Regions from separate parts of the Homo sapiens genome. Here regions 1 and 3 are each linked to region 2. A link is a loop called in an ENCODE intact Hi-C map of the cell type or tissue named here. Cell type or tissue: mammary epithelial cell. All regions are shown on one strand.

Region 1 (8,000 bases), 54 kb before region 2:
TACCCACCCACAAAGATATCACTTAAGTCTTCCCTTAAATACTTGAGCAGAAAAAGTGAAGCCTTAGAACACAGACCAGCAGAGCTAGAGGGCAGCTCTGGGGCCATTTATAGAGGGCAGCTCTGGGGCCATTTATAGAGGGCAGCTCTGGGGCCATTTATAGGGGCTGTCTTTAGCAAGGCCCAGTGTGATGGCACCTCCTAGATGGTGCCTTGGCATCAGGTACTGACATCTCAGCACTCCTGGGAAGTGTGCACTTGGCAGCTTTCTCTTCCCAGCAGAGGGGCAGCTGTGCTCCCAGCTCTGTCCTCTGCCTCCCCGCGCAGCACTTGGGGATGGAGTGGAGATGGCTTTGCTGGTAATGAAGCATGACAGCCCTAAGCTCTAGGGTTGTTTCCCCCTGAAGTCAGCAGAGTCATCTTAAGATCATTAGACATGGGAGAAGCAGGAAGGTGTGGGCAGCCACCTAAAGGAGTTTGAGCCTTTGGAAACGTATTCCTTGTGAAACAGGAGCAAATCATATCGTGCATTTTGAAACTATCTGTGCTTACCGTGAGGTGAGCACCCAGTGCCGACCTGGAGTATGTGCGATTCTTCCACAGCTGCGCGTGGCTCGCGCTGCCTGGGTGTCCTGATGCCTCTCTCCCTGCTGCCACGGGGATCCCCTCCTTGCATCTCCCCACTTCGATCTCTGAAATAGCTCAGGGACTTCTTTCAGGCATATTCTCTCTGGGTGTGTACCTGCCGGTAAAGCTTCACGATTCAGTAAGCCGTGTCCTTCTTGCTTTTCAGGACGGTGAAGTGATTGGAATTAACACTTTGAAAGTGACAGCTGGAATCTCCTTTGCAATCCCATCTGATAAGATTAAAAAGTTCCTCACGGAGTCCCATGACCGACAGGCCAAAGGTAGGCAAGGCCCACACAGCCCTGGGGACTCCGGAGATGGGGCCTGAAGCTCAGCTGCCCTTTGGGACTTGGGGAAGGGAAAAGCGGCAGCCCCTAGGACTAGCCAAGCCGTCTCTGATCCAGAAGTGAACGGGAATGCACATTACTAAATCCCTCGCAGAAGGTCACAGACATTTCACCATTTTTGTCCTCTGATCATGGCAATGTCACTTGAGTCAGTCTAATATGTACCAGGCATGATCCTAGGTGACTTGTGTACATTATTTCACTTTCTTTATGTATGTCACTTAATTCTTTTGCCCTATCAGTTAGGAATTACTAGTCCCATTTTGCTGATGAGAAAACGGTTCAGGGAGATCATTCTGCAAACGTTTATTGCCCCATCTGCTCTAAGTCAAGCAGGGAGCTTGGCAGTGGACAGCTCAACTGGGGCCTGGGGCTCAACAGGGGCCTTTGCCGGTGTGACTTTTATGTTCTGTTGGGGGATGGGAAGGCTGACAGTAAATAATCAAACACATAAGATACTATTAGTGCTCCCAAGAAAACGGATCAGGGTGGCCGTCAAGGGAGCGACTGGAGGGGCAGCTGGTGGAGATGGTGTGGCCAGGAAATGCCTTCCAAGCTGAGGTCTGAGTGAGGAGGAACCAGCGGGCAGGGATGTGGGGGGAACACTCCAGAAGGAAAGACAGAGGACTCAGCATAGTTGAGTGAGCACAAGGCCCCTGAAGTGGCCTGAGGGCCGGAGCACAGTGACAGCATGGAGTTCCCCGGGGTGGAAAGAGGCCAAGGCCGGGCGAGCAGGCTCACAGCAGGCCGTGGTGAGGGACCTGGGTTGCATCCTAACGACATTTAAGAACAGGGAAGTTTATGATCTGATTGATGTCACTGAAAGGACACTCTGATGGCTGCGGGGAGTCTGCTGGAGGGGTTGCTGGAAGTTGGGGACCGGTTAAGGGGCTCTCCCAGCCATCTGGATGAGACATGCTGGGGTCTCAGACAAGGGTGGTGGCAGTGGAGGTGGGACAGAGGGGTCACATTCCAGATATATATGGGGGGTAGAGCAAGCTTGGGGAAGGGCCAGCTGTCAGGATGAGGCCATGAGGAATTAAGGGTCATGCCCAGGTACCTGACCATTAATTGAAACAATGGGACTTTCCCAAGGTCCCCCAGAGGGGAGGGGTCCAGACCAGGATTTGAGCCGCAACCTCAGTGTACCCTTCTGTGGCCCTTCCTGCAACCTGGGGGATTGGGCCCCCGGCCCCTGGTGTCCCCAGCACCCCCACCAACTGGGCTGACCTTCTGCTGTCCCTTTGTTGTCTCACCAGGAAAAGCCATCACCAAGAAGAAGTATATTGGTATCCGAATGATGTCACTCACGTCCAGGTGGGTAAACAGGATGCGTGTCTGTGTCTTAAATTTTAATAAACCTGAACTTCAGAAGGTGCTCACGGGCACCCCTGAAAGAGAAACCTTATGCTGCCTTAAGACGTCTCAGTTTCTGCTTATAATGAAGTAGCATCGGGAAAGAGGACAGGTCATTAGCCTTGGCCCCTTTGTTTGGTTTTAACCTGTGTTTTTGCATTCTGAGCTGGTTTTCTTCACTGGCAGCAGGCCCTCCGGTGTAGAAGGTTCTGCCCTCCTCTTTGAAGGCAGGCCTGAACAGTGTGTGCGTGGTGGGGCTGTTGATTCACTCTGGCTCACGTCTTCCTTACCCCACATTCTGTTGAAACCCACATTCCAGGAGGGCCCCAAGCCCCTCCCGCAGCTCTAGGCACTCTGCTTTCGTTGCTCTGCAGCTCGTGGGCCGCGGCTCCAGGAATGCCAGGGCAGGTCCAGCGCAGGGAAGTGAATGACTGATGTGCTTGTTTTCCCCGAGCTGGTGGAATTGCGGCCTGTGGTTGGCAGGCTCATGGCATCCTGGTGTTCTAAACTGGATGAAAAATTCTGGTGTAATCTCATGAGTCCTGGTAGTAGACTCACCTGGCATGGCTAAAACTGTCAGAGGTAAAGTAGGTAAAGACTAGAATATAGTAACAGATAGATTAATGTGTTCATTACTATGATGAATTAATGATTCACTCACTGTGAAAGTATTAATATATTTTGATACATGTTATGAATGGTGGTCCCTTTCTTAGCACTCCAGAAGATGGAGCCATTTGTCAAGGTTAAAGTGTCCCCTCAGTTGTTTGCCTTTGGAACTACGAGGTGTAGGGAAAGATGGTAAGCCCTTGGTGCCCAGCTTCCTGGGTTCCTGTCCCTGCTCTGATATGTCCTGCCTTGTGACCTTGGGAACGATATGACCCCTGAGTGCCTCAGTTTCCTCCTCTTCAGGATAGGGATGACAGCGCAGGTGCTTCTGATGTGTGGCCAGGCTCAGATCAGGGAGTGGTGGCAGGGGTCACCAGCCACAGTGATGCCAGCCACTATGTATCACACGTACTGGGCCAGGTGCCTTACTGGGATGATCTCATCTGATCCTCACAACTCATGTTGTAGGGTACTGTTATTATCCCCATTTTGCAGGTGAGGAAATGAAGGCACAGAGAAGTTAAGCAACTGTCCGAGGTCACACAGCTAGCAAATGGCCGAGCTAGGGCTGCAAACCAGGCCAACCACTGTACTTTACTGACTCCTTAGTAATAGCTACTATTAATTAAGAAATAATAACAATGATGATGGCTGGGTGCGGTGGCTCACATCTGTAATCCCAGCACTTTGGGAGGCCAAGGCGGGCAGATCACTTGAGGCCAGGAGTTCGAGACCAGCCTGGCCAATTTGTGAAACCCTGTTTCTACTAAAAATATAAAAAATTAGCCGGGCTTGGTGGCAGGCACCTGTAATCCCAGCTACTCGGGTGGCTGAGGCAGGAGAATTGCTTGAACCCGGGATATGTAGGTTGCAGTGAACTGAGATCGTACCACTGCACTCCAGCCTGGGCGACAGAGCAAGACTCTGTCTCAAAAAAAAAAAAATAAATAAAAAAAATAAATAAATAATAAAGCACTTTCCTTGCTGTTACCAAGTAAATCTTTGACTCTGGTAGACAGGCAATTTTAATTTTAAAATAGGATCAGAATTCCTGGAGGAATTTTACCTTAGACCTAAGGAGAAGACGGGAACTGGTGAGAGCTGAGTTTTGCGTGAGGAAGGCCTGGTGTTTCTTCACACTAACACGGGTGCTTTTTCTCTGGAGCAGCAAAGCCAAAGAGCTGAAGGACCGGCACCGGGACTTCCCAGACGTGATCTCAGGAGCGTATATAATTGAAGTAATTCCTGATACCCCAGCAGAAGCGTGAGTTGGAGTCGTTTTCTCTTTTCCCAATATTCTTGTTGTTCCTGTGGGGGTAGCAGGAAGAGGGAGCGCTGTTCCTTTTCTACTGGCTCAGATGATTATGTTGATCCTTGACAGACGTGGTCGGACGTTGCTTGTCATTCCTGCTGGCCAGGCCTTCCGACCTGGCTCGGCTCGGGACTCATCCATAGGAGGGTGCCTTCTGTCTTCAAAAGTCCTTGCTCCACGAGGACCCTCCAGATGGACAGAGCAATAGCAGACTCGTAATGAGTCTCTGAGATGGCCCGGCTGGCCAGAGAGAGGGTTTCAGGAACAGTGTCCCCAAGCCCTCACTTGGTGGTCCTTTTCTAGGCTTCAGGACCCTTCTCTTCCTGGAGTCTTCCAGAATGTCTCTGACAATTAGGCCCATACCTGTCAACACCTCCAGAAAAATAACCCAAGTGATATCAAAGTAACATGACAAGAAGTAGCTCAACCATCCATCAGGGTTTGTTACCTGTATTGGCGGAATATCCAGAGAAAAGTGCGAGACCAGGGACCAGCAAATGTGCCTTGGGGGCTGGATCTGGCCCACTGCCTGCTTTTATATGGAGCTGTGGGCTAAGAATAGTTTTTGCATTTTATTTTTATTTTTACTTATTTTTTATTTTCATAGGTTTTTGGGGGAACAGGTGGTATTTGGTTACATGAGTAAGTTCTTTGGTGGTGATTTGTGAGGTTTTGGTGCACCCATCACCCAAGCAGTGTACACTGAACCCAATTTGTAGTCTTTTATCCCTCATCCCTGTCCCAGCCTTTCCCCTTGAGTCCCCAGAGTCCATTGTATCATTCTTATGCCTTTGTGTCCTCGTAGCTTAGTTCCCACTTATGAGAACATTTAAATGGTTGAAAAAATCCTGAAATAAGAATAGTATTTTGTGACATGTTAAATTTGTATGAAATTCAAATTTCAGTGTCCACTGTAATTTGGTTTATGACATCTATGGTGGCTTTTGTGCTGGAACAGCAGAGTTGAGTAGCTTCAACAGAGACCATATGTACTGCAAAGCCTAAAATATTTCCTATGGAGCCCTTTACAGAAAAAGTTTGCAGACCCTTGTGCTAGCCCATGAAGGACCATGACAGCGTTTTGACGCTGAGCTATATAAGAGCTACAGTTATAGTGGCAACCACACAAAGGAAGTGCCTCTTAACAGAAACATTCCGCCCACCCCTATAGGAACTGCATTCTGAGTTGCAATACCCATTATAAGCAAGTTGGCCAGATAGTGGCCAACTATCTGGCAGATATCTGGCCAACTACGTGGCAGATAGTACCTGGTACATCCTTCCCCACTTTGGGGTCAATCTTGACCTTTGATCTCCTTGGGGTCATAAAGCCACACAAGTGTTAGTAGGCATTTCTACAGTGGACACAATGGATGATTTAGCCTAAAAATCTCAAAAGGAGCCCAGCATCCTGGCACATGCATGTAATCCCAGCTACTCAGGAGGCTGAAGCAGAAGGATCCCTTGAGCCCAGGAGTTCGAGACTAGCTTGGGCAACAATTGAGACCCCATCTCAAAAAAAAAAAAAAAAAAAAAAAAAGAGTGGGGAAAAAAGAACATTATTAAAAAAAAAAACCTTAAAAAGTAATCCAATCTACCGATGGTTTATTTTTTATTTTATTTTATTTTTTTTGAGATGGAATCCCACTCTGTCACCCAGGCTGGAGTGCAGTGGCACAATCTTGGCTCACTGCAACCTCCACCTCCTGGGTTCAAGTGAATCTCTTGCCTCAGCCTCTGAGTAGCTGGGATTACAGGTGCCCACCACCAAACCTGGCTCTTTTTTTTTTTTTTTTTGTAATTTTAGTAGAGACGGGGCTTCACCATGTTGGCCAGGCTGGTCTTGAACTCCTGACCTCAGGTGATCCACCTGCCTCAGCCTCCCAAAGTGCTGGGATTACAGGCATGAGCCACCGTGCCTGACCCACTGATGGTTTGAATTATTCTAAGTTCGCCACCGTCCAATCCTGTTTGCTCTGGGCTTTTAGGTTCTAAGCTGTGCCTCTGTCCATGTAAAGTCAGACCAGGAGGAATGGAAACACGAAACATTGCCATTGTGTTTCCCTTTGTGTTGCAGTGGTGGTCTCAAGGAAAACGACGTCATAATCAGCATCAATGGACAGTCCGTGGTCTCCGCCAATGATGTCAGCGACGTCATTAAAAGGGAAAGCACCCTGAACATGGTGGTCCGCAGGGGTAATGAAGATATCATGATCACAGTGATTCCCGAAGAAATTGACCCATAGGCAGAGGCATGAGCTGGACTTCATGTTTCCCTCAAAGACTCTCCCGTGGATGACGGATGAGGACTCTGGGCTGCTGGAATAGGACACTCAAGACTTTTGACTGCCATTTTGTTTGTTCAGTGGAGACTCCCTGGCCAACAGAATCCTTCTTGATAGTTTGCAGGCAAAACAAATGTAATGTTGCAGATCCGCAGGCAGAAGCTCTGCCCTTCTGTATCCTATGTATGCAGTGTGCTTTTTCTTGCCAGCTTGGGCCATTCTTGCTTAGACAGTCAGCATTTGTCTCCTCCTTTAACTGAGTCATCATCTTAGTCCAACTAATGCAGTCGATACAATGCGTAGATAGAAGAAGCCCCACGGGAGCCAGGATGGGACTGGTCGTGTTTGTGCTTTTCTCCAAGTCAGCACCCAAAGGTCAATGCACAGAGACCCCGGGTGGGTGAGCGCTGGCTTCTCAAACGGCCGAAGTTGCCTCTTTTAGGAATCTCTTTGGAATTGGGAGCACGATGACTCTGAGTTTGAGCTATTAAAGTACTTCTTACACATTGCTTTCTGTAGTGCTTATTTTCCTTTCCCAAGAGCAGCTTGTTGCAGTCTTTTTGGAATGATTCTAATGTCAGTGGGCCCCTCATTAGACTGCATTGTCCACGCAGGTTTGAGCTCTTAGTCTTATGAGTTATTTCAAAATCATCCCATGGGATTTACCAGGGTTATGAACAACTCTGCTTGGACACCCTGGCTTTATGAAGCAGGACTTGAGGACAGTTGCACTCGCATCCGGAGCTTGTCAAATGAAAGAGAGTCTGTTGACCTCATACAGCATGCAATTAGTCAACAAAGATTTTCTGGGTCTCTGCTCTGTGCCAGGCATTGTAAGTGCGTGGTCAGTGAGAGCAGGAAAGACGCAGGCTCTCCCTCTGTAGAGCTTCAGTTCAGAAGCCAAGTCTCTTTCTGAAAGGGAGACAGCTCAGGAGACCAGGATGCAACCCCAGAATGGGCCCAGAATGCACACGGCTGCAGCTGACCTCATTTGTCCTGGGTTGTGAAATAAGAACTAGGCCTTAAGCCTTGGTGAGTTTAGAGGAGGACTCCCCTTGAAGTGCCCTCAAACAGGTACAGCTAGAAGCAGCTGTAGGCACCTTTATCTCCATGAAAGCTTTCCGAAAGTTTGGGAAGCTGACCCAAGAGGACTTGCACAGCTTTAGCTTGGAAGTTTGCACAGACCTATGTCCCTGTGGGGAGCACACACCAGAGAGTATGCTGTTTATGCCAAGAGCAGCGGGTCAAAGCTTTCCAACTGTCAGCAGTTAAAAGGAGGGCCTTGGACCGGATGGAGGTTCTGTTCTCCCAATTGAGAGCTGAATCCTTCCTCCATCCACAGAGGCATAAGGTCCAACTCATAACTGGGGAGGCTGCGGAAGGCCGAAGGGCCAACTTAAATGCAGGGGCGGTCCAGTTGAGCACAGCCCTCATCAGTGTTGGTGCTCGGCGGCTGAGCAGCTTG
Region 2 (8,000 bases):
CTTTCTCTCTGTCTCTGTCTCTCTTTCTCTTCAACTATTGGGCAACTATTATCACCTTTCCTCTCTCTCTCTATCTGTTTCTCTTCATCTGTCAGGCAGCTATTATCACCTTCCCTCCCCCTCTCTTTTTCTCTCTCACTCTTTCTCATCATCTATTGGGCAGCTCTTATCACTTTTCCTCCCTATTTCTCTCTCTCTCTCTCCCTTTGTTTCTATCTTCTTTCTACCTTCCTTCCATCCCTTTTTCTTTCTCTCCCTCTCTTTATTCATTTCTTTCTTCCTTCTTCTCTTTTATCTTTCCTACTGCCTTTTTTTTCTTTTATGTCATCTTTTGCTAGATTTATGAATTTCAGGATACAGGGTAAAAATCACCTAATTTTCAGGTAACTTCTGGAACTGTCACTCTCCCCCTAGGCTCAGTGGGGGAAGCTTTGAAGATTAAGGTTCATCTGGTTGGTTGCTTTCATGAAAGCAGCACCCCCAAACCCAGCCCTCCCACCCAGGTGGTAGGGAGCAGGCCCACCCCCTGTGATGAGTGTGTGGAGGGACTGGGGGCCACCAGGCCCAGGACCTCAGGGGAGTGGAGACTGGGCATCCTCATCCTGCCTCCATCAGAAGCATCTGAAACTGGGAGGCTGCGTCCTCAGCCCCAGCTCTTGTCAGTACCGAGTTCACCCTCCAGATTGTCTCTGAACCATGACATGGAATTCACATCAGCCACTGTAGACAGGGAGTGAATTGCCTCGTCTTTATCTACAAAGAAACAACAGGCAGCAGTGCTCTTGGATTGAGGACATTTGTAGTTTGCCCATGATGTTATGTGCATGCATATGGACAGACATGCACACATGTGCATGCATGCCTGTGTTTGCCATTCAGAGGTGGGAATTCATGCTCTCTGAAGTGGACCTGTATTCTCTTATTTAAATCTTCTAACATTGCTGAAGTTAGGAACAATTATTTCCACATTTCAGATGGGGAAACTGAGGCTCAGAAAGGTTATTGGCTTGTCCAAAGACAGCACTGGTGAGTGGCTGGGTTAGGGCTTGAATCTGGATCAAATTCACTAGCATTCAGATGACAGCTCTGGCCCACTGGCCCTTGCTGCTCCTTGCAGGGAACTGAGGTGATGAACTGAACTGTGGCATCTAACTCAGTGCTTGGAGCCTGACCACAGAGCTTTGCGCTGGAAGTACCGAGGTGGCAGGCACCTGTCAGCTCTGGTCTTCATGCAAACTCTTGAGAAAAACTCAGTATGCCCAGGTTTGTGCTGGGCAGGAAAGGCTGTGGTACCCACTGCTAGCCCCAGCAATGCCCCTCCTCTGCCACTTGCCTGCTGTGGATCCTCTGTGACCCTCAGTTTACTCATTTATAAATGGAGGTTATGTTCCAACCCATGCAGTATCTGGCACATAGACAGAGCCTCAGAACCATTTAGTGTTACTACTCTAGACATTTTCCTCATGTTTTATCCAAAAGCAGCTTCCTAAAAGTAATGTGAGCTCTTGGATTGGATCCTGCAACAGAAAATGAAAAACTGGTGAAATCCAGATAAAGCCTGGAGTAAACTTAGTAGGAAGGTACCAGTGTTTGTTAGCATGAGAATCACTTGAACTCAGGAGGCAGAGGTTGCCGTGAGCCGAGATTGTGCCACTGCACTCCAGCCTGGGTGACAGAGTGAGACTCTGTCTCAAAAAAAAAAATTAATAAATCATTTTCCAGAAGTGATTCTTCTCCCTTCAGGCAATTTACCACCATTCCCACAATGGCAGCTGGAGTAACCTACAGCTATGTGGTTGATTCTTGGAAGACTACAGATTGGTCTCAGTATGTGCAGAAGGGTCTATTCAAAATGTGTGGACACAGCAGAACCAGGAACAACTTCAATGTGGTGTTCCATGCTGTGGATGAGCCTTGTCAAGGCTCTGGCTGGATGAGTTCGACTGCCATGGGATTAGGCAGGATACCTGGGACCTGGCAGTGGGAATTGCATGGTGTCAGGTAGACTGTGTTTAAATGGCCGAGTTTTGAATGGAAGGCTCTCTTAGGCACATCTATCAGCTCGTTCTTGAGTGTGGGAGCAGGGATGGCATGTCAGAAAAGAGGTGGGGATGTTCTGGTACAGAGTTCCCTAGTTTGCTATCTCTGTTGAAAGAATGTTGTGGTTTCTATTGCGAGTTTCTTCTTCATTTTCAGGGATGCATAGCCACATGGTTTCAGTGGCCCCCTTCCTAAGCCATCAATATGAAGCAGGGCAGCTGGGGGAGCCCATCATGGAGCTCATATTCAGGCTGTTGAGGCAGGTGAAGATGTTCTCTGACATACGGCAAGTCCTGTCACTGGCCTGTTGGTTCCATTAGAGAAATTCAAATCTCTGAACTGTGACTGTCACTGCTCTCAGGACCCACATTTACAAAGAATCTGAAGAGCCGGGCATGGTGACACATGCCTGTAGTTCCAGCTACTCTAGGGCTGGAGGCAGGAGGCTCGCTTGAACCCAGGAATTTGAATCTAGCCTGGGCAATAGAGCAAGACTCTATCTCTAAAAATAAAATAATAATCTGATAATTTTGTCAAATGCCTTAATCCTCCTTTTACCAGGAAGTAAAAAGAAAAGGAATAATGAAAGAAAGTATGCTGGAATTGTTAATAAGAATTTAAACATAGCAGACCTTTTTGTATCACATACATTTTGGTATATAAACATCATAAAAGACAAAAGAATACCATCACATGTATTTTTTTTTTTTAGCAAAATAAGATGGTTGAAGTTCTTGTTGCAAAATATCATGTGATGAAATCCCTATCGAAGTGTGTAAGAGTACTGTATTTTATTTTTGTCCTTAGAATTGTATCATTGACCCTGGATTCTTGAATTTGAGAAATTCATCTAGGATATCATCATCTGAAGACTCATAGTCTGAGATTTCTGTTGTACAATCAATTCTACCATTATTAGTATCTGGAGTGCTATATCTTGTCTCTATATTCCTCTTCTGGTTCATCTAATTATTGCAGAAACATCTTCCCTTGTCAGTTTTCTTCTCTTTGCCATCACAAGTAGAAAATGAAAAAATTTGAATTTTTAACTGCATTCAATGAAAGCTAAAAACAGACTATGAAGAAAGTGTCTCCAATCTTAAAAAAAATCTTCTTGAAAGATAATACAATACTTTGGGCATGGAAGAATTATGACTTATTTCACTAGTTCATCTTCCTTCTAGGCAACTTCACCATTCTATCATTTTCTTACTATTTAATAATTGATGAATAATGATGCAATACTTTCTTGGATGATGAAATAGTGAAATGCTTCAAGACATAGGAAAAATAAAATCAGAAGCCAATAATGAATCTTGGATTTATAAAAGGATCTAATGGATCCATATGGTGATTACAAGATAGGATGAGTTTTATCCTTTTTTTTAAATGAATAAATACTCTCTCTGATCTTTGAAAGACCTCTAAAATATATAAAAGTTGTTAAATATCAACACTCACGAGTATAGTTAGAACTGCTCAAAAAGAAACTCAAAAGCTACAGTTGAGTCCGATGGACCTTGTCTGGCCTCACTGAATATAAAGATCCAGGGATCTCTAGATTTCCATTTGCTTCAAGATGGAATAAAATGTTTTCAGGTTATGAGTCAGAAGGAACAGAATATCTGACATTAACATATTTTCTTCTTTAGGGGTCATCTGAGTGGCTGTTGTCAATGCCAGCTATACTCAAATTTCAGACTGGACAACGAGCTTAAGCTGTCTTCTCTTGTCCAGCCCTTCTTTCCAAGCATAGATTACATCCTGTCACCATAAGCTGTAGTGTTAGGGGCCTAGTAAAGAGACATATGCTTCATTACATCTAAAATGATTGAGCTCCTCATATCCAATCCACTTGCTTTAATCCGCTATTGCAGAATTCATTTAGCAAGAACGTCGGGGACACACAAACCCAAGATTGAGCCACAGCGCCCTCTGGTGTGATTGTACGGTGAAGCTAAAGCCAATTTCTGTGACTTGTAGGAAATCATTTCTAAACAGTGTTTCTAAGACGAATTTGTGTTCTTTCCAGGTGGGTGGATCCCAAGGACTACAGACTACGGTAAGACCTTTTCTTCACTCCTCTTCCCTGGTGGGGTTGGCCAGTTCTCCTCTGCTACTGTTGGCTAGTTGAGGCTGAGCACAGCTGAGGTCACAGAGCAAACGCCTGCCTTGTCGAATGCAGGAATGCCGGGGGGACAGGAGACGTGCGTGCCAAGACCTGGGGCATGTCTCAAGTGCACACTCGGCCAATCCCAGCTGTCATTCTCCTTCCTCTTGCTCTCTGACTCTCAGTCATTTATCAGATGAGGTTAGTTTCAGTTTGGTGTGAGGAGAGATAGTTGAAAATAAAGGTCAGTACCTTTTCTTTTTTTTTCTTTTTCTTTTTTCTTTTTGAGATGGAGTCTTGCTCTGTCACCAGACTGGAGTGCAGTGGTGCAATCTCAGCTCACTGCAACCTCCGCCTCCTGGGTTCAAGCAATTCTCCTGTCTCAGCCTCCAGAGTAGCTGGGACTACAGGTGCGCACCACCACGCCCAGCTAATTTTTGTATTTTTAGTAGAGATGGGGTTTCACCATGTTGGCCAGGATGGTCTTGATCTCTTGACCTCGTGATCCACCCACCTCGGCCTCCCAAAGTGCTGGGGTTACAGGCATGAGCCACTGCGCCCGGCCTACCTTTTCTTTTCACTAATAATGACAGGTATCTTGAAGATAACTAACATCTACCAAGCACTTGTTATATACCCTGCATAAAATGATTTTCATGTATGAAATGAATTGATATATTTTTAAAAAATACTTAAAATACCACCTGGCACCTAATAAGTGCTCAACTAATGCACATAGTGAGTGCTATTATCATGAAATCTTTCCAAGAACACTTTGAGGTAAGTAATACGATTATACCCATTTTGCAGATGGGAAAACCAGGGCACAGTTAGCTAATTTGTCAATATTTCTATGTCTAAGATCATGTGTCTGGTGAGTAGCAGGGCAGAGATTTGAGGCTAGGATGGGTGCCTCCTCTTACCCCTGCCCTGGTCTTTGACTTTGGCTAAATGTCCCTGCCTCTCCAGTGAGAATGTGCAGAGAACTTTGTGCCCAAGTTTAATTTTTCAGGGCCTTCCATGTGTTCACTTAGGATGACTCTGCTCCTGGGCCCTTGGCCTTGTTGAGGTCAGTCCCTCCCCTTCCAGGACATGACTTGAGAGATCCAGAAATGGCCTGGGAAAGGCAGATTTCTGACCAACACAGAGCAAGGGAGAGGCTGAGGCAGGGAGACCGAGCACTCTCCTGGAGGGACCATTCACAGGGTGACCAGGAGGGGGCGCATTGCCCTGCTGCACCTCTAGGTTCATCTCTGATCCAGAAGAGTTGCAGATGGCATAGAAGGTAGGGTGTTTTGCTCGTAAGAGGGGCCCTTCCGAATAAGGCCTCAGGTCTGAACAGGCATCTCCATGGATTATGTCCCTGAGACTGGGGAAGGACAGAGCATGGGAAGTCCAGAATGTACTTTGGGGATACCCTGAAGATGGTCCAGCTGGCCTTTCCTCCCTCTGGGAGGAAAAGCAACCTGCCCCCTCCCTTTGCATCCCATTCCAGCCTCTCACTCTGTGACCACAAGTTTCTCATAATCTCAAACTCACCATTGAAAAGCCACACCCAGGATCTGGCTCCTACTGTCAGGACGGTGGGCTGCACCCCTCAGGACCTGTACCTATTTTCCTCACACCATCAATACAGCTTACCCCAGTGGGTGGTCTAGTGGCATCACGTCGGGCAGGAACATGGTGCTTATTGACTTCCCAGCATGGCCAGCTCCATGGTGGGAAGCAGGCTCAATTAGCCCCTCCCAGGAGAGGAGGCTGGAAAAGTAGGTCGAGGCTTGCTCTTGGACTTGATCCTGATGGGACTGGAGAGTGTACTGAAGCATTTTGAGCAAGGAATTGAATTGAATATATTTGTACTTTCTAAAGATAAAACTTGAAAACCACCTGGAGACCAGTGAATCCTCTTAGTATAGAAATGGGTGCAGAGTAAGCACTCCATCGATGCTGATTGAATCAATGAATGTGGATGGACTAGAGAAAGGAAGAGCAGACACTGAGGATTCAGCTGGGAGGAGGCCAGGTTCAAGGGGATGAAGGCTTATCCCAGTGAAATGGCAGTGGGAACGACACGGAAGGAATGACCTTGGTGATGTTAGATGTAGGATGTGAGGAGAAGGAGGAGTCGAATATGATGCCCTTATTCCCAGCATGGTTAATATGGAGCATGATGACATCCTTAATTCAAACGGAGGGAAGAGGCTGTGTTGAGTTTGGGATGATGTGGGGGGTAGGATGGCCAGGAGGCCACTGAAAATGCTGGTCTAGAGCTCAGGGCTGGGCTGTCAGGGCTGAGTCAGAACCAGAGAGGTGGATTTGGGGGTCTTCTGGAAAGTTCTCAGAGTACATGAGGTTCTCCAGGGGGAAAATACAGAATGAGAAGAGGGCAAAGAGAGAACATGGAAGAACAAGGATACTTAAGATCCTGCTGGGAGAAAGATTGTAAATAAGCAGGGTGGTGAGAGGAAGAAGGAGGAGTGAGGAGGGTAGGGATGCAAGTCAAGGGGGCCGAGAGCACCAAGATAAAAGCTTCTGGCTGTGTCACTGCAGGTCTGCCTCTGAGGCTGGTGAATGGAGGTGACCGGTGTCAGGGCCGGGTGGAGGTCCTGTACCAAGGCTAATGGGGCACTATGTGTGATGACAGCTGGGACGCCCAGGATGCAGATGTTGTCTGCAGGCAGCTCGGCTGTGGCTATTCCATGTCAGCCCTGGGCGGGGCCCACTTTGGTCAGGGCTTGGGTAACATTCCCTTGGGTGACTTGCATTGCTTGGGAAGGGAGTCCTACCTGTCAAGCTGTCCCCACAGCGGATGGTACAACCACGAATGTGGCCACAGGGAAGATGCTGGTGTCATGTGCTCAGGTAGTGTGGATATCACCTTGCTCTGTGTATCTGCAACTCTGAGTCAATATTACCACACATAAGTATGTGTGCGTACATATGTGTGTGCTCTACAGCTTACCTGCTTTGCAGTAAGTCATGTCTTAATTGATATTGGAGGGCAGGTGGTACTGGCCCTTTTCATAGACAATGAAGGTCAAGGGATCATCGGCCAGTCCTTCTAAAGCTGGATATAGTGGAGGCAGGCTTCAGTCTCACCCCCCAGAGCCTGCTGATGCAATCACCTCATGGAGTGGTTTTGATGAGCAGCATCACGACCACCCCCGGCCTGGGATACCAAATATATATCTTCCTAAGTGGCAGTTTCTCCTCCTTTAAAAGCTGACGAGGATGGAGGAACTGCTGGTCCTTAAAACATAAATGTATACCAACATCAAATTGAGGAGTGAACCAAAGCATTCTCTTTATTTGGAATTAAATGACAAATAAAAGCTACTTAATATCCTCAATGGAAAAGAGAACTTCTCCTGGACCCAACCCAGCAAATCCCAGTGTTGATTTCCTTTGTTTGCGTAGTGCCAGGAAGTGTGTGGACACCAAGGGGTCCTTTAGTTCCCAAAGAAACCTTCAAGGACACTGTCCCATGGCGTGTTCCCCAAAGAGGAGTTTGTGGTTAGAATGTTCACTTCTAGAGCAACTCTGGCATTTGCCGTATGGACTGGACTGAGCCCATGCCACCATGCATGGGATGTACCCTTGATAATCCAACCAGCAAGTGGGACTGGACTCCCCAAGGGGACATGGTCCTCCATGCAGCCACTTTGTGAGTGATTTATTTCGGCATTCTGAAAAGGTTGGTATTCTTTCGAAACCACCTTTCTTTCTAGTTGAACCATCTTATCAGGAGTATATCAGTGATGGTGAATGTTTGTCATTTGAGGGTGTGTTTTAGCTATAGATACAGCCAGTTGTCATTGACATTGGATCTTGTGACTAGGATGGGGCTATG
Region 3 (8,000 bases), 73 kb before region 2:
GCCATTGCACTCCAGCCTGGGTGACAGAGTGCGACTCCATCTAAAAATAAACTGAAAAAAAACAAAAAACAAACTTGGGCCATCAGCTTCTTGGAAAGGCTGGTGTGAGGTTGAAGCATTTGCTGGTGCCTCTGCTCAACGTTTTTGTGGTGAACCTGAGCAAAGAGGTTATCATTAGTGGATTTTACTGCCTTACCTGGGTGGGCACTCCCTTGGGAGGTGGATGGACATTTGCAGCTGAGCCCAGGTGGGGGAATTGCGCTCACTCCGCCTTCAGAATTCCAAAGGCTGGGCATGCATCTTGGCTTCCTCTAACCCATGTCTTTCTCTAGGTGGCCACAGCAGAGTGTCATTAAGTATCTATTCTTTGCTTTTGTTCTCAGGGCAGGAAGATCCCAACAGTTTGCGCCATAAATATAACTTTATCGCGGACGTGGTGGAGAAGATCGCCCCTGCCGTGGTTCATATCGAATTGTTTCGCAAGTAAAGAGAGCCTTCCTTTTTCCTATAACCTCCGAAGCTTTCACCGCCACTAGCAAAACATGAGAGCTATTTTTGAGATACATTAAAGTGTCAAAGTGTCACTGAATATCTTCCTACTTAAGATAAGTGTGTCTCCCTTAGAACATTTTCCCTATTCGACTATATAAATCTACATTCTTGACCCTTCTGAATGTTTAAAGAACCTCGGGCTCTGAAGAGATTCTCTAAGAATATTTTGTAAGTGGAAGTTTTTGATGCATGCAAAAAATTGGCAGGATGTTTAGTGTTTAAATGCTAAGCCCGATATATAAAGGAGCGATGGCTAGGTGTGTGTGGCTGTTGCACAACCCATTAATCAATGCGTTGAAGCGTTCATTTTAAGGTGCTACAGGCTTAAGTGTGTACTCCTTTGGATTTTAGGCTTCCGTTTTCTAAACGAGAGGTGCCGGTGGCTAGTGGGTCTGGGTTTATTGTGTCGGAAGATGGACTGATCGTGACAAATGCCCACGTGGTGACCAACAAGCACCGGGTCAAAGTTGAGCTGAAGAACGGTGCCACTTACGAAGCCAAAATCAAGGATGTGGATGAGAAAGCAGACATCGCACTCATCAAAATTGACCACCAGGTAAGGGTGTTCTCGCCTGCAGAGGTGAGTTCTCAGATGCCCCGGAACACCCTTGGCAAAGGCACCAGAGCTCTCTGATTGCAGCTGATTCTCGGGGGGCACTGAAGCCAGTCTGAGCCAGTCACAGGAGGGCCTTGAGGAGATGCTGAGTATGGCCTGGGGGTGTGGGAGAGGAAGGGGCTCAGGAAAACTTCTGTAAGGAGCCAGATAAAAGTTTTTAAAATAATGTTTTAAATGTTTGTCAAAGAAAGCAATAGATTTGTAAAGAAATTAGTAGGTAAGTAGTGAAAATTGATTCTCCTTCCCATTCCCAATCCTGTGGCAACTCTTGTTACAGATTTTATTTATCCTCCACAGATACATCATGCGTTCACAATGAACATAGAATTTACTGGGTTTTAGACTGAGCCATCCTTAACTTGTCAACAGTTACTTTGAAAACAAACCAGCTCTCCCAAATTGGGGTTTTGCGGGGTTATGAGATGTGTTTCAAAAGAATGTTTCGTACTTTAAACATCTTGGAAAACTTGAATTAAAACAGAGCTAATGGATTTCTTCTTTCCAGACCTTCTCAGAGCTTTTAGTATGCTAGTGTGCACGTGGCTTGCCTACAAAAGGGTGTTGACTGAACTATTTGCCCAAATTATAATCATTTGAGTATACAGCTTTTTGTGGGGGCAGGCAGAACTGAGACATACCAAAATCAGTTTGGGAAATGCTGTATTTGAAAATGCTTTCTATTTAAATATTCTCTTTGCAATCATTTTTGCTCTGTTGATTTGCTTAGCAAAGTCTTCATGTCTGGGACAATATCCATTTCTTACTGACTCATCAAAAACCCCCACTCGACACGTCGATGAGAGAGGTTTTGTTTGCTGTGTGGCATGTTCAGTGAAAGCGTGGTTTCCAGTTTCTTCACATCCTTATAATTTTCTAGACTTCAGATGGAGGGAACAATCAGAGGAGGCTGGAATCCTGCCTCTGACCAAGGAAAAGACCAGAGGCTGAGCCAGGTGGGGTCTCTTGTCCAGCCCTCTGCTTGCCTCGCTTTACCTGGGTGTGGGCTGAGTAATTCCAGACAAGCGTGGAATTAATCTGGCTGTTTGTGCTGTTCAGTGGCACGCTGGTTACACCTCCTTCTGGAAACAACTCTGCGTGTGCTGTTTGGGTGGTAGGATTCCGGGTCTCCTTCTCCGTCTTTTTATAACATCAAGTTGCTGCCCAGCTCAGGCTCCTTTACGGCCAGTCTTCAGAAAACCACCAGCTAACACATTTACTACCCTCCTTCCCCGATGTTCCTGTAGCTTCTCTATGGCTGGGTGGCCAGGCATGGCCGAAGAGGCTCTGGGTAGATATAGGCTCTGTGCCCGGTGTGTGTAACTGGCCTTGAGTGAGGCTGCAGTTGTGTGTTATTTCTATTAGGTCACTGTGGAATTTCTAGCGACAACTAATCTTTCAAAGTGTGTTTATTGGTCACAGGATTATTGGGCCAGCCTCTGCCTTCATTCTTTTTCACCTAATCTGCATAATAGCTGTGTTATCCCCATTTTAGAGAAGAAGAAACAGGGGCTCAGAGAAGTCTAGTAACCTGTGTGAGGCCACACAGCAAACACCTCATGACCCTGCCCTCCTAAGGCAGCCCATGGCTACTGCTGGAGGGATAGAGGCCGGCCCCGTGGTTTGATGGGACAGCTTGACCTTAAACAGCCCATGGGAAGGCGGGTGCATCTGGTTTAGGAACAGGCTGCTAGAAAGGTATCCAGGATGTGGTAGTCTCACCGGAAGGAGCCAGTCAGAATAGCACAGCCTGTGGCCACGCGTGGGACCTGTTCAGCCTCATGGAGCTTTGGGAGGCAGCCAGCAGCAGGGCATGGGCTGTGTGCAGGCGAGGCGCTGGCCTGGACGCCGCCCCCACTGCGTAACTTCGTGTTTGGAATGCGTGGGCACATACCGTGCGGCTGCTTCTGGCCGGGGGATATTCTTTTCCAATTTTGAGCCAAGGTGGAGACTGTCTCCTCGTGCCATCCCTGGCATGTCCTGGCAAGACGTGAACGATCTCAATAGACGAGCTTTGCAGAGTGTGTCTGACCTGACTCCTGCTGTCTTGGGAGTTTAGCTCTTCAGCCAGCAGCATGCTGTTTGACATGTGTTTCAAGCCCCCCAAGAAAGGGTGCTTGAAATTTAAAATTGAACTGATGTGGCTTTTCAAAATGGAATTGGAAATGAAAGGATATTAAATTGCAGACACCCACACAAAAGACTGGTTTCCACTGACTAAACTGCTTTTTTTTGCTGATAGTAGTTGAAAGTAGGGAGAGTAACAGCATCTCTTCCAGCTTTTTCTCTTTTGTTCCCTTGTTTTGATGATGGGTTATTTCGGGGGAAGCTCTGGCTGGCCTTGCTTTGTGTCATCTTAGGGATAACAAAGAGGATGAAAGAGATCAGGAAAACCGAGAAGGCAGAACAGAACCAGCAGAAACTGTGCTTGAGGAATGAAAATCACCTACACGGCTCCTTGTCATATGAGACTGTGGCCCAGCCTCCTGCAAAGCCATTTAAGAGTAACCCAGTGAAGCTGGTGAGACTGCCTGCCGCGTCCGTGGGCCCAGTGACTAACTCGGTGGCTTATCATCTGGGCCCAGCTCCTCCCCTGGCATCCTGATTTCACTTGGAGGGGCCCCCGTTGTCCTTCATAAACATGTTTATTTCATTTTATTTTTATGTTTTGAGACAGAGTTTTACTGTTGCCCAGGCTGGAGTGCAGTGGCGCCATCTCCGCTCACTGCAACCTCCACCTCCAGGACTCAAGTGATTCTCCTGCCTCAGCCTCCTGAGTGGCTGGGACTACAGGCGTGCACCACCATGCCTGGCTACTTTTTGTATTTTTAGTAGAGACCGGGTTTTGCCATGTTGGCCAGGCTGGTCTCAAACTCCTGACCTCAGGTGATCCACCTGCCTCAGCCTCCCAAAGTGCTGGGATTACAGGTGTGAGCCATTGCGCGTGGCTGTAAACGTGATATTCTTGAGACTTTCAGTGAAATAAGAATTGCCACGGACATCTGTGGTCATTGTCCACTTGCCACTCACCTACCCCCTTTTCTGGCAGCAACAGCCGGCATTTCACATGTCCATCATCGGACAGCGTAGGTGGGACCATCAGTCATGGTGTCCTACCCTCTGTGGCCAAGGAGTGGACACAGGACCCAGTTAGGGCAAGCAGAGGCTCCCCTTGGAATCGCAAAGTGAAGCTGGATGCCACCCACAGAGACTAACATGGTGAAGCTGCTGTAGCCCCTGCTGTTGAGCCCCCAGCACTGCCTGAGTTCTTGCACTTTGTGAGTCCAGTTTAATATCTGCTTTTCCTCCCATTCTTGGAGCTCCCCTCACATCTCCAGTGGCTTGAAGTTGCCAGAGATGTTTCTGGGCTTGTGACCAAATGACTCCTTTTCTGCTTCTCACTGCTGAGCAGACACATGTGCGCTCACTTTGCCTGCTGAGTCTTGGGACCCGGAAGAGCTTTTGGGAGACAATCACGGACCAGCCCCCTCTTGCCTGCCCTGCTGTCTCCCTCCAAGCAGGAGGTGAGAAGGTGTCCACCTGCAGCCCCGGCCAGGCATCCCTTTCTGTGCTTCTGCCCAAATCTGAAATTCCCCTCTCCTTGGGACCCACGACTGGGGCCAGCCTGCCTGGGGAGGGAATCCCAGCTGCAGAAAGTCGGGACAGTGTGCGTGTAAACATGTTAATAGAAAGCAGCTTTGAGGGCAGACTAGTTCAGCTTCAGTTACAAACTCTTTCCAAATGCGTTTAACATGAGCCACTGGCTGTGCGCAGCATATGTCAAGCTTTCATCCAATGGTGGCATTTTGTCCCTGCGGGGTTTTTTTTTCCTGAGCAGTTTGGGGCAGGGGTGGGGACAGGGAGAGAGAAAAGTAAAAAGAGAGCAGTTTGGTTTCTTCAGGCTGGAGTACAAGGCAGAGGTAATGGGATGTATTGAAGAAGGTAGGAGGGAAAGTTACTTTAGCTACAGCTATTTGTCCAGCTGTGCTGATTAAGAAACTTGGAGAAAAGCATCTTTGGAATCATGTCCTTCCCATCTTATATACAGCCTTTGCAGATTTCCTGCTGTTCTGAGAGAGATCTGAACTCCTTACCAGGACCTTGAGGGCCCCACCTGATTGGGCACCCCTCACTCTCTCTGCCCCTCCTCCCCTTCCCCTCCTCCCCTCCTTTCTCCACCCCCACCTGCTCTGCTCAGACACCCCTTCCTTGGTTGCTTCCCACAGGCCAGGGCTGTCCCCTGGGGCCTTGGCTGTTCCCCTCCCAGGAGCGCCCCTCTCCAGCTCCTCATGCAGCCAACCTTCCTGTCCTTCAGGCCTCTGATTAAATTCTGCCTTAGACATCTCTCCCCACCCCGCTGTGTGAGGTAGCGCCCCATGCCCCAGTCCCCTCAACTCCACTGCCTCACTTTGGGGACACATCACCCCAGGGACAACTGCATTCCACTCTTGGTTTTTCCCTCCTCGTCTATTTATCACAATTTAGAGTCGCCTCACTCATTTGTCAAATGAAGTTCATCTCTGCAGCTGGACTGCGGGGTTGGGGGCACATCCGGCTGTCGGTCCTCAGGTAGGAGGTGCTTGGCAACCTTGTTCAGAGTAGGACGTTCACAGCTGTCTGCCCCGGAGGAAGCAAGGGCACCCGCCACATGGATGGAATTGAGGGGAAGGCACCCGGGGCTCCTGCATCGAGCTTCCCTCCTATATTCAATGAGGAAATGACCCTGCAGAAGGCTGGCTGCAGATGCCCCTGCCTCCCGGCTTTGCCTGCTTGGAGTTTGATGGACACGTGGTCCTGTCAGGGCTACAGCAGGTCTATGGTCTTTGGTAACGGAAAGCGCTGGTGAAACAGTGAGCTTTCCCGTGGGTGCTTTTCCCTGACGCCAACAACCAGGTAAATATTTGGAAACGGCCTTGTTGAGGCTTGTGAGGTGGTTTTCCTCCCTCCCCTGTAGGCCTGCGCCACCCCCCCAACCCCACGGCCACCTTTGGGCCAGATGGCACCCACAGACCTGTTTGAAGTGGCCACAGAGGGAGCCCTCTGGGCGCTGGGGCCGCTGTGTTTGCAGAGGGTCCTCTTACTGCTGAGCTGGCTGGTGCAGTGAGAAGGAAGGCCGACACCCCTGATCCTCATCAAGTTCAGACGGGGGTCACTGCGGGTGAGGGGCCTGGGGCCTTTTACATGTCCCGGGAGCTGCTGAGCAGGCCACTCTTCTCCAGGCCACCAGAACTTGGCCCTGCGCATGGTGAATCTTCCCTGAGTCAGCTGAGTGAGGGGGTTCAGGCAGCCCCCCGGGACATGGCAGTGGCGGGGAGTGGACTGGGGTGGTGCTTGCCATGACTCACGCCGGTTCTCCTCAGGCAACCGGATGGTCAGATGCGCTGACTCAGTGGCCTGAGCTCGTCCAAAAGCGAATCAGAGAACACAGGGCCTGGGCTCACCCGCTGCCCTCTTCTGGAGTCATCTGTCACTCATCCTCATGAAGGAAGCGCCTGGGAGCCTGGAATGCACATCGCACTGCCCCAGCTCCCCTCTTGTTTCTGTGTTTTTCCATTTTGGATTCTTTCCCCCAACGCCTTCTGTACTGGGCATTTTGTGGTCTCTTCTTTTTCTCCGAGAACTCTGAGGGCTACCATTGCATTTGCTAATGATGCCACAGACGGTGTTGACGTTATGAGGCTTCTATTACTGTATTGATTTTTACCATTTTTAGGGGGACGGGAATCAATATTTCATGAGGGAATGTGAAGCCAGACAGTGAAGTAGAAGCTGGCTTTTATTTTGTGCCAGGCTTTGTCCAGAGGCGGGTGGGGACGTGGCTCCTAAGCTCTTGATTGCAGCTCCTTCTGGCTTGGGAAACGTTTCAGTTCCCCAAACTCTCAGAACTGGATCCCCTGTGTGTTCTCTGGCCCGGATTCAAGAACTTAGTTGATTGTCAAGGAAATTCTTTGGCTATATTTTTCTCTTAATATGGTAATGCCTTTTTTCACTCTGGCACTCTCTTTTCAGGGAATTGGATTAAGACTATTATTTATGGGTCTGACAAAGCAGTTCCCAAGTTGTTGGGACTGGATTTGTTTAGGAATGTCTCCTGTCCTCTTCATTGAGGGGGGAATACAAATTGCTTCCATTTGACAGTTTATCAAGTGTGTGACAGAGTATCAGAGTCCAGGGTTGGCCAACTACAGCCAGTAGTCCAAAGCTGGCCCTCTGTTGTTGTAAATAAAGTTTTATTGGGACATGGTCATGCTCACTTATTTAGGTAGAGTGTATGGCTGCATTCAGTCTACACCAGCAGAGTTAAATAGTTGTGATGAAGACCACGTGGCCCGTGAAGCCAAAAATATTTGCTTCCTGGCCCTTTACAGGAAAAAAATTCCCAGCCCCAGTGGCAGGCAATTAACACCTTGTCCTCGAGGAGCTGAAAGTGGCTGGAGGCAGGAATGCTTATAAGAACCAAGCGAGGTGAAGCACTAGGTGGCCGCGGCGAGCAGGAAGAGAAGCTGATTTTGTTTGCCCTTTCGTTTGCCAGAGATTGTGGGTTCTTTTTTTTTTTTTTTTTTTTTTTTTTTTTTTGCAGAGATGAAGCTTTGATCTTGTCACAATAGCAGAGGGAGGCCTTATTTTTGTCTATTTCTCTGTGACATTGGTAGAAAGGACTTTGTCAGAATTCCAAGCTATTTGGCAATTATCCAATTTTGAGATCCTAATGGATCTTTCGAGGTCTAGTTTGTTCATTCTTTTAGTGATTCCTTGTTAATTCCCTGATTTTATAAATGTGTGTTGAACATCTGTCTTGGCCAAATACTTCTTAGGTGCTGAGGATGCAGCAATA

The links. Peaks named below come from ENCODE experiments on the same cell type or tissue, not always from the same donor. Only the 100,000 strongest peaks of a DNase experiment are listed, where the experiment ranks them.
Region 1: a loop joins it to region 2, with 6 times the contacts of the local background. A loop is called at or near these places in 39 of 110 quality-filtered maps.
Region 3: a loop joins it to region 2, with 2.4 times the contacts of the local background. A loop is called at or near these places in 7 of 110 quality-filtered maps.

Annotation. Positions count from the first base shown.
Region 1 is chr10:122,507,864-122,515,863 of GRCh38, forward strand. HTRA1 (HtrA serine peptidase 1) reads left to right here. Exons shown (of 9, transcript NM_002775.5): 6 at 793-907; 7 at 2,233-2,290; 8 at 4,107-4,202; 9 at 6,328-7,044. The coding sequence ends at 6,496. Among named protein-coding and RNA genes, the nearest start is that of DMBT1, 49 kb to the right of the region's middle. In mammary epithelial cell, a CTCF peak has its summit at 3,056 (motif pointing right); a DNase peak (open chromatin) is centred at 2,678; H3K27ac peaks cover 2,666 bases.
Region 2 is chr10:122,561,895-122,569,894 of GRCh38, forward strand. DMBT1 (deleted in malignant brain tumors 1) reads left to right here. Exons shown (of 56, transcript NM_001377530.1): 2 at 4,073-4,102. Among named protein-coding and RNA genes, the nearest start is that of DMBT1, 5.1 kb to the left of the region's middle. In mammary epithelial cell, CTCF peaks have their summits at 3,983 (motif pointing left) and 5,358 (motif pointing right); a DNase peak (open chromatin) is centred at 3,977; H3K4me3 peaks cover 295 bases.
Region 3 is chr10:122,488,519-122,496,518 of GRCh38, forward strand. HTRA1 (HtrA serine peptidase 1) reads left to right here. Exons shown (of 9, transcript NM_002775.5): 2 at 384-483; 3 at 904-1,108. Among named protein-coding and RNA genes, the nearest start is that of HTRA1, 31 kb to the left of the region's middle. RefSeq lists an enhancer at 5,939-7,138. In mammary epithelial cell, no CTCF peak of the experiment used is centred here; DNase peaks (open chromatin) are centred at 3,023, 6,123 and 6,533; H3K4me3 peaks cover 410 bases; H3K27ac peaks cover 5,346 bases.